2 separate regions of the Homo sapiens genome follow, and region 2 is linked to region 1. Evidence: read pairs that join two places in POLR2A ChIA-PET (ENCODE). Cell type or tissue: GM12878. All regions are shown on one strand. Links, peaks and the distances in the headings refer to the core of each region. The heading gives the core; the rest is flanking DNA.

What was found. Peaks named below come from ENCODE experiments on the same cell type or tissue, not always from the same donor. Only the 100,000 strongest peaks of a DNase experiment are listed, where the experiment ranks them.
Region 2: POLR2A ChIA-PET joins it to region 1 with 7 read pairs; 5 of 35 experiments call an interaction of 5 or more read pairs at or near these places.

What each region holds. Positions count from the first base shown.
Region 1 is chr14:50,036,378-50,040,766 of GRCh38, forward strand. LINC01599 (long intergenic non-protein coding RNA 1599) reads right to left here. Exons shown (of 9, transcript NR_131171.1): 5 at 3,015-3,092; 6 at 2,638-2,880. Among named protein-coding and RNA genes, the nearest start is that of LINC01588, 31 kb to the left of the region's middle. RefSeq lists silencers at 1,548-1,637, 2,074-2,368 and an enhancer at 2,228-2,277. In GM12878, for the core only: a CTCF peak has its summit at 2,102; DNase peaks (open chromatin) are centred at 1,654 and 2,444; H3K4me3 peaks cover 727 bases; H3K27ac peaks cover 3,643 bases.
Region 2 is chr14:49,928,081-49,932,469 of GRCh38, forward strand. The region is part of intron 4 of LOC100506446 (a long non-coding RNA gene); the gene reads right to left. Among named protein-coding and RNA genes, the nearest start is that of MIR6076, 36 kb to the right of the region's middle. RefSeq lists enhancers at 2,201-2,250, 3,834-4,335. In GM12878, for the core only: no CTCF peak of the experiment used is centred there; a DNase peak (open chromatin) is centred at 2,121; H3K27ac peaks cover 395 bases.

The DNA.
Region 1 (4,389 bases), core at 243-4,242:
GATTCCCTGCGGCAGGACCTTTGCCAGGGCAGCCACTGAGGGAAGGTAGCCAAGACTTGGAGCACCTTCGGGCTGTGAGCCTCATTCATTCCTGGAGGCAAAAGTGCCCAGGGCAGGCCTAGCTCTGGTGTGGGAGTCAGGAAAGAGAGGAGGTGCAGGGCCGAGGGGAGGATAAGGGGATCAAGGAGGTGATGAAGGAGGCTGGGAAAATAGCTATTGTAATCACAGACTTTTCTATAAAATAGGTAATTTATGTGTAGTGCAGAACAATGATCTTTTCATTAAGCTGAAAAGAAGCTGTGTATAGTAGTTAGGATTATATTTGGCTGTGTGTGACAGAAAATGTCAAAGTAATAGATGCTTTTTTAAAAATTGACCCTTATTTCTCCCTTTTACAAAAGAAGTCGGGAATTAGGCAATCCAGGGCTGGTATGGCAGCCCAAGGCCATCAGGGAAGGAGGCTCCATGTAATACGCTGACCCTCCAACCTTAGCATGTCTCGTCCCTAATGGCTTTTCAGCCTCCAGCCAGGTACCAGGTAGCAGGAAAGGGCCTTCTCAGAGGCCCCGCATATTACCTCTGCTGACATCTCATTGGCCAGAACATAGTAAGGTGGCCACATAATCTTTTCTCTGGGTAGCTATGTACCTAGCAAAAACTGGGGACTTGTTATTAAGAAAAGACAAAAAGTTGGAGACCTACAGTGGTCTCCACTACACTGTATATGAAGGCAAGACAGTTAATTTCTACCTAAATTCCCAAATGTATCCTCAGGAAGAGAATGTTTCTGAAGCATGAATTCTTTGTGCATTGGAGGATCTTCCCTTTCAACCTTCAATTGCACTGCGTGAAAACCACTCCTCAGGTTCTCAGCTTCAACCTCACTTTCTCAAGGAACCCTCCTCAGGCCCCTCAGTCTGCATTAGGCTTCCCTGTTTTATGCTCCCATTGCACCTTATGCTTCTGCTTCAAAGCCTCTGCACCCTGGTCATTATTGACTCATCTGGAATTATGTGTGTAAGGGCTGTCTTGCCTGTAATCTAAACTGTAAGCTCCCTGAGGGCAGACTCTGCTTCACCCTCCACTGTCTTCCAATGTGTGGCACCTAGTAGGCCCTCAATAAGTATTTGTTAAGTGATTGAGTGATTAGAATATGAGAGAGACCCCAGATTCAAGGCCATTTCCACCGAGACCTTTTTTTTTTTTTTTTTTTTTTTGAGACAGAGTTTTGTTCTTGTTGCCCAGGCTGGAGTGCAGTGGCGCGATCTCGGCTCACTGCAACCTCCACCTTCTGGTTTCAAGCAATTCTCCTGCCTCAGCCTCCCAAGTAGCTGGGATTACAGGCATCTGCCACCACGCCCAGCTAATTTTTGTATTTTTAGTAGAGACGGGGTTTCACCATGTTGGCCATGCTGGTCTCAAACTCCTGACCTCGTGATCTGCCCATCTCAGCCTCCCAAAGTGCTGGGATTACAGGTGTGAGCCTCTGCACCCGGCCAACCTTTTCTTTCTTTAACTAGACTTCCCTGGCTGAGACCAAGACAAAACCAGATTCCCCTGAGCTGTGCACCTGCCGGGACTGGAGCAGCCCAAATGCCCATGGGAGGGCTGTTGACTGGGGCTGTCAGACCAGGCTCTCCGAGGAGGACTCCCACACCCACAGCCAACTCCACTTTACAAAACCAGCTCCAGCCAGAAGTATGCTCGGGGGGGCAGGAGAACAGAAACTGCAGTAGTGTGGGTGGATTTTAAATCTGCAAATGCAACTGGCTGCCCAATGTTTGGGAGATAAAATAGGTCACTATCCTCCCCTTGGTTCGGCGTCACTCCCAGGCCCTAAAGGGGAGGGAAGAATTTTGTGATCTTTGCTGTCACAGGCTATGGACAAATTTGGTTATGTTCAGCTTTACAAGAGCTGCCCGCCCACCTGACTCTTGTTCACAAGACCCCTAAAAATCAGAAAAAGATCAGTCCAGGCTGTTCAGAGTTGGATGGGGAATCTTCCTGAGGACAGTTTTTAAAGAGTCCATTTTGACACCAGCCAAGACAAAAGCCAGGACCCAGAGTCTAGACAGCTCCCAAGCCTGCCGTTTTCAACTTGGCCTTAGGATGGAGTCTTCTGTTCTCTGGCAATGAATGACAGGCTTTTAAAGGAGTGACAAAGAGCAAGCCCTGGAGAGAGCCCCATGAGGCCTTGGGGTAAGGGCTTCCAGGACTGTTCATGAGAAGCTGTGCATGTCTCCCTCCAGCTTCCCCAGATGAGACACCAAGATTGAGAAGTGAAGAGTCATCTCCAATTTGGCAGACATCCTGACCCTCCACACTCACCATTCTGATATTTAGTCATTACCATCCTGGCATAGTTAACCACTTCTCCTTCTGACTGAGAAGCTGAAAGTGATATTCAGCCTGGGTGTGATGTGGGGATTTTCTGGGACAGGGCGGAGATGATGAGATGCTGGAGTTGCATGAGCTGGTCATTACAGTCAAGACTTGTGAACCAGTTGTGAAACCCTTGGTAACCTGAAATCTGCTATGGTGGGAGTATTTACACTACAGAAATTGGCCAATGCTGCAAATCAGGGTTTCTTTCTTTTTTCAGTGAGACACTGCACCAGCACACACTGCATTACTCACGCAGGAGGAGCTCTGGGAGGGCGGGAGAAAACCATGGGTGAGCAGAGTTGAGGATGTTTGGTGCTTCCCCTGATGGCTTCATCATGTCATCTTTCTTGGCTCTTCATGGTCAGTGTTTTCTCCGTGGAAACACCAAGAGATTCTACCTCTGCTCCGTCAGCAAACAAGGAAGTCATTGATTTTCATGGCCCCTGTGCTAGAGAACTCCAAGAGCCCAACTTCTTCAAGCAGCAGGCCCATTTTCTGGTGGAGAAGAGAGAAGGCAAAGCCAGGGAAGGGCATTTAATAGTGACAACTCAGCGAAAAGTAGAGGCAGCCCAATGATCAAAGGTGTCTTCCTTCAAAGCCCCTGAGTGAAAACAGCAATCCATGCTTACCGATGAAGGCCACAGGTGATGTTTCTTATGTGAGTGCATCCATCTGCTTCAGGTCATATTTTCAGAGGTCATACAAGGCTGAAAGGAAGCAAATCATTTTCATGAGAAGGATAATAAATGAGACCAGGATTGGTATCGAGAAAAGTTTTTAGACATTTCTGAGCTGGCCAGCCTGGGGAAGAAAGTGCTTCTAGATACACAGATTTCCAGGACTCTCCCTGAGAGGGTTAGATTCTGGGGGTCTGCAGATGGGGCCAAGAACCCGTGTTTTAAACAGCCCCTTCCTCACCCCGTGATCCCGCTGATGGCAGCCTGCGGACCGCACTTGGAGGAACTGGTCTAGTGAGGGTCCTCGGAGGGCGTTTTGCAGTGGGTGGAACTGAACTCTGAGTGGGATCTTCCTTCAGTACCTAGGCCCTGCCCTGCCATGGCTATGGATCTTCAGCACTCATCCTTGGGGACTGGTGCTGGGTGTTACGGGAACAGCATAAAAACACAAAACAAAAAAATTCCATTTCTCACCACCGGCGGTGAGAAATGGGGGTGGAGCCTGGAACTGTGGTCACAGGGCTCCAAGAGGAGCAGCCAGGATGCCATTGCACAACCAGCCACCTCTAAGAGAAGCAGGACCAGGCCCAGGGCTAAGCCTTCACAAGCCCTGCCGCCAGCTGCCAGCCACCCTTCCTCCCTGGGAGAGCCAGAAAGGGAAGCATAGTGAAGCCCTACATGGTGGCCTCCATCAACAGGGAGGCCCCTCTCCTCCCTCTGCCGCAGCCATCCTACTTTCGGCCAGAATGTCCCAGGGCCAAACTGAGGACAGGGCGGCCTCTCCAGAATCCTGCCCTTAGGGGCCCTGCCAGAGACTGGTTTTTCTTGTTGGAGGCACCTCTGCACAGTTTGCATTTATAAGGCCTGAAGAACTCATCCCAAGAACCCAAGCCCACTTGCAAAGATGGGATAGAGAAGGGGCATGGCATTCCACAGATGGGCTCACTCTGGAGAGGAGCTACTGACCCAGCAGCAGTTCCCCCTCCCTCACCCCTGCTCACCACCCCAGGAAGACATCCGAATCCCCATCAAATGGTCCCTGCCAAGAGCATCGTGGTAACATGGGGAAAGAGAGGATGCTAAGTTGCCCCTCTGCCCACTGGACTCCGTCTCATCTGAGGAGAATTCCACAGCAGCCCCTTCTGGGCTGTGCTCTTTATGTCTCTAAGCCACTTCCTGTTTCCTTTTCTAGGTCATAAGCCAGGCTTATAGTTGGTGTGAGTCACTTACCTAGGAAGCCCAGAGCACACGGCTGCCTCTCAGGGAGGGAGCAAAGGATACAGCTTAGAAGTGCAAGGCACTGGTTTGCTCCTAAAACACATAGATT
Region 2 (4,389 bases), core at 220-4,219, 110 kb before region 1:
CAGCAGCTTTATTCATAATAGCCCCAAACTGGAAATAGTCAATGTGTCTATCAGTATGAGAATGGTATATTTATACATGTGGTATATTTATACAGCAGACCACAACTCAGCAGTAAAAAGTGACTACTGACACATAAAACAACATGAATCTCAAAAACACTACGCTGGGCAAAATAAACCATACACAAAAGAGTATGTATTCTATGATTCCATTTATATGACATTCTTGAACAAACAAAGCTAATCTGTGGTAGAAAAAAATCAGATGGTGACAGTGTGCATGTGAGGGCATGAAGTGTGGACTAACTGGGAAGAGGGATCGGGGAACTTTTGGGGTAATGATAATGTTCTATATTTTGCCAGTGGTTGGGTTATACATATGTATGCATTTATCCAAACTCAGCAAATACACATTTAGAGTGTACATTTCATTGTATATAAATCTTACATAAAACTATAAACAAATATTACATTCTGTTTAATAATATGCATCCCAAAGTACTTAGGGAAAAATGTAGTGATGTCTAATTTTCTTTGAAATGCATCAAAAAATAAGATGAATTAATGATGAATAGCGGGATGATAGAATGATATGGGAAGCAAAATAAAATGGTAATGCTTAAATCTAGGAAGTGGGTACATAGGTATTTACTATAAAGTTATTTCAGCTGCTCTTTAAGACTTTTCATAATAAAATATTGGGGGGAAATGCCCTTAACCTTCCTTTAGTGTGTTCTGGCTGGATATAACTTTTTCTTTTAATATCTTACATAAGTGTTAAAGCCTTTCTCCTCAGGGGGAATTTATGTCACACTTTTCAGAATTTACATAATATCTAATTTAAGCTGTTTTAAAGTAATCAGTTAATGACCTTTAATCTAGATATAACTTTATTTATTTATTTTTTTTGAGATGGAGTTTTGCTCTGTTGCCCAGGCTGGAGTACAGTGGCATGATCTCAGCTCACTGCAACCTCCACCTTGTGGGTTCAAGTGATTCTCCTGCCTCAGCCTTCCAAGTAGCTGGGACTACAGGCGTGTGCCACCACACCTGGCTAATTTTTGTACTTTTAGTAGAGTTTGGGTTTCACCATGTTGACCAGGCTGGTCTTGAACTCCTGGGTTCAAGTGATCCTACCACTTGGCCTCCCAAAGTGCTGGAATTATAGGCATGAGCCACTGCGCCCAGATCTTTTTAACTTTTAAAAGATTTAATTGACAAATAAATACTGTATATATTCAAAGTGTACAACACGATGATTTGGTTTGCATACACATTGTGTAATGATTTTATTTTTTCTTTTTCATTCACTTATTTCCTGAACTCCGGCAGCTTACGTTTTACCTCCTTTGGTCATCTCACCTTCTCTTCTTCAAGATATTACTTCTGTTTTATGATTGTTTTGTGGAAACAATTGCTTCATTACATTTTTTAAAAAATTTACAGCAAGAGACCGGGTGTGGTGGCTCACGCCTGTAATCCCAGCACTTTGGGAGGCTGAGGAGGGCGGATCACCTGAGGTCAGGAGTTCGAGACCAGCCTGACCAACATGATGAAACCCCGTTGCTACTAAAAATACAAAAATTAGCTGTGGCACATGCCTGTAATCCCAGCTACTTGGGAGGCTGAGGCAGGAGAATTGCTTGGACCTGAGAGGCAGAGGTTGCAGTGAGCTGAGATTGTGCCATTGCACTTCAGCCTGGGGAACATGAGCGAGACTCCATCTCAAAAAAAAAAAAAAAATTTGCAGCAAAATGTTCAAAATTTTAATCTGCTCTGAGGTAATGTTTTCTTTTCTTTTTTCTTTTTTTTTTTTTTGAGACGCAGTCTCATTCTGTCACCCAGGCTGGTGTGTTGTGGCATGATCTCGGGTTACTGCAACCTCTGCCTCCTGGGCTCAAGTGATTCTCGTGCCTTAGCCTCCCAAGTAGCTGGGTGTGCCACCACACCCGCTAATTTTTCTATTTTTAGTAGAGACAGGGTTTCATCATGTTGCTCAGGCTGGTCTCGAACTCCTAACCTCAGGTGATCCCCCTTCCTCACCCTCCCAAAGTGCTGGGATTACAGGCGTGAGCCACTGAGCCTGGCCTGAGGTAATGTTTTCATGGTGATTATTCATCAGCATTTGTTTTTCTGTTTCTTTTTCATTTCCTTTTTTTTTTTTTGAAGCAGAGTCTCGCTCTGTCACCCAGGCTGGAGTGCAGTGGCACCATCTCAGCTCACTGCAATCTCCACCTCCCAGGTTCAAGTGATTCTCCTGCCTCAGCCTCCCAAGCAGCTGGGATTACTGGCACGCACCACCGTGCCCAGCTACTTTTTGTATTTTTAGTAGAGACAGGGTTTCGCCATGTTGGTCAGGCTGGTCTTGAACTCCTGACCTCAGGTGATCTGCCCACCTTGGCCTCTCAATGTGCTGGGATTACAGGCGCGAGCCACTGCACCCGGCCTAATTTTTGTTTTTTTAGTAGAGACAAGGTTTCACCATGTTGACCAGACTGGTCAACCACTCAAACTCCTGACCTCAAGTGATCTGCCCGCCTTGGCCTCCCAAAGTGCTGGGATTACAGGCATGAGCCACAGCGCTCAGCCTCTTTTTCATTTTCTTCCTTAAATCTTTTTTGGTTCTTTTTTGACTGTTCATCTTTGAATGAAGTGAATTTTCTTAGCTCAACTATTTACAGGAGATTTGTGTTGTGAAGGGGTCAGGGACATCTTCTGTATCAGTGGGAATTTTTCTTTTGATCCAGGGTTTTGCATATGAGATACTTTAGCCTTTTCTTCTTCGCAGGCAATGAAGACAGGCAGCTGCACAGCTGTGCACAGTGGGATCTCTTCTCACTTCTCATGAACATGTGGCTTCCTGTGAATATGACTTGTGTGTGGAGTTCTAATTTAGTCCCAATTTCTCTGCTACTCAAAATCAAAATGGGTCCAGAGAAACTGGTGCTACCAGCCTACCCACCTGTGTTAGTCAGTTGGAACTGCCGTAACAAAATACAACAAACTCAGTGGCTTAAAACATCAGGAATTTATTTTCTCACAGTTCTGAAGGCTAGAAGTGTGAAATCAAGGGGTCTGAGGGTTGGTCCTTCTTGAGGCTCTGAAGGAGAGTGTGCTCCATGCCTCTCTCCTCGCTGCTGGTGGTAGCCCTGGCATTCCTTGGTTTGTAGACGCATCACTACAATCTCTGTCTCCGTCTTTGAATGCTGGTCTCCTTTCTATGTCCGTGTCTACATTTTCCTCTTTTTTTTTTTTTGGAGACAGGGTCTTACTCTGTCACCCAGGCTGGAGTGCAGTGGCACAATCTCGGCTCACTGCAACCTCCACCTCCTGGGTTCAAGTGATTCTCCAGCCTCCGCCTCCCAAGTAGCTGGGATTACAGGTGTGCACCACCATGCCAGGCTAATTTTTTTGTATTTTTAGTAGAGATGGGGTTTCACAATGTTGGCCAGGCTGGTCTTGAACTCCTGACCTCAAATGATCCGCCTGCCTTGGCCTCCCAAAGTGCTGGGATTGCAGGTGTGAGCCACTGAACCCTGCCATTTTCCTCTTCTTATAAGGACACCAGTCGTTGTATTAGGACCCATCCTAATCTAGTATAACCTCACCCTAAGGATTACATCTACAGAGACCCTATTTCCAAATATGGTCACATTCACAGGTACCAGGGGTTAGGACTTTCACATATCTTCTGGGTGGGGGGTCACAAATCCATAACACTGCCTTCTTCCCATTGTTGCACAAATGGGGCTATTACTTTTTTTTTTTTTAACTTCAGTATACACATCTCACTGGGTGAGCTATTAAGCTCTTACTGAGCTCTTCTGGGGCCCACTCTCGGCCTCCTGTTGTGCCTTTCCTCACAAGCCTTTGCTTTTGGTACCCCTTACACTTATTTTACAGTTATTTTGTTTTACCTGTCTTAATTTTTTTTTAAATTGAGATAGGATTTTCATTCTGGTCTCTTGTGTCCTTTGTTTTGGGAGATGATTTCTGAGGGATGATGGAATTACCAACTTTATGTGACATCTTCAAGCAGGAAATGCCTTGGGTCTTTCTCATTCTTTAGGGGTCACTAACACACTGAACTGAATAAGAAAGGAAGATACTACCAGGGCGTGATGGCTCACGCCTATAATCCCAGCACTTTGGGAGGCCAAGGCAGGCGGATCACGAGGTCGGGAGTTCAAGAACAGCCTGGCCAACATGGTGAAACCCTGTCTCTACTAAAAATACAAAAATTAGCTGGGCATGGTGGTAGGCACCTGTAATCCCAGCTACTCAGGAGGCTGAGGCAGGAGAATTGCTTGAACCAGGAGGCAGAGGTTGCGGTGAGCAGAGATTGTGCCATTGCTCTCCAGCAGTCGAGCAACAAAGGCAAAACTCCAT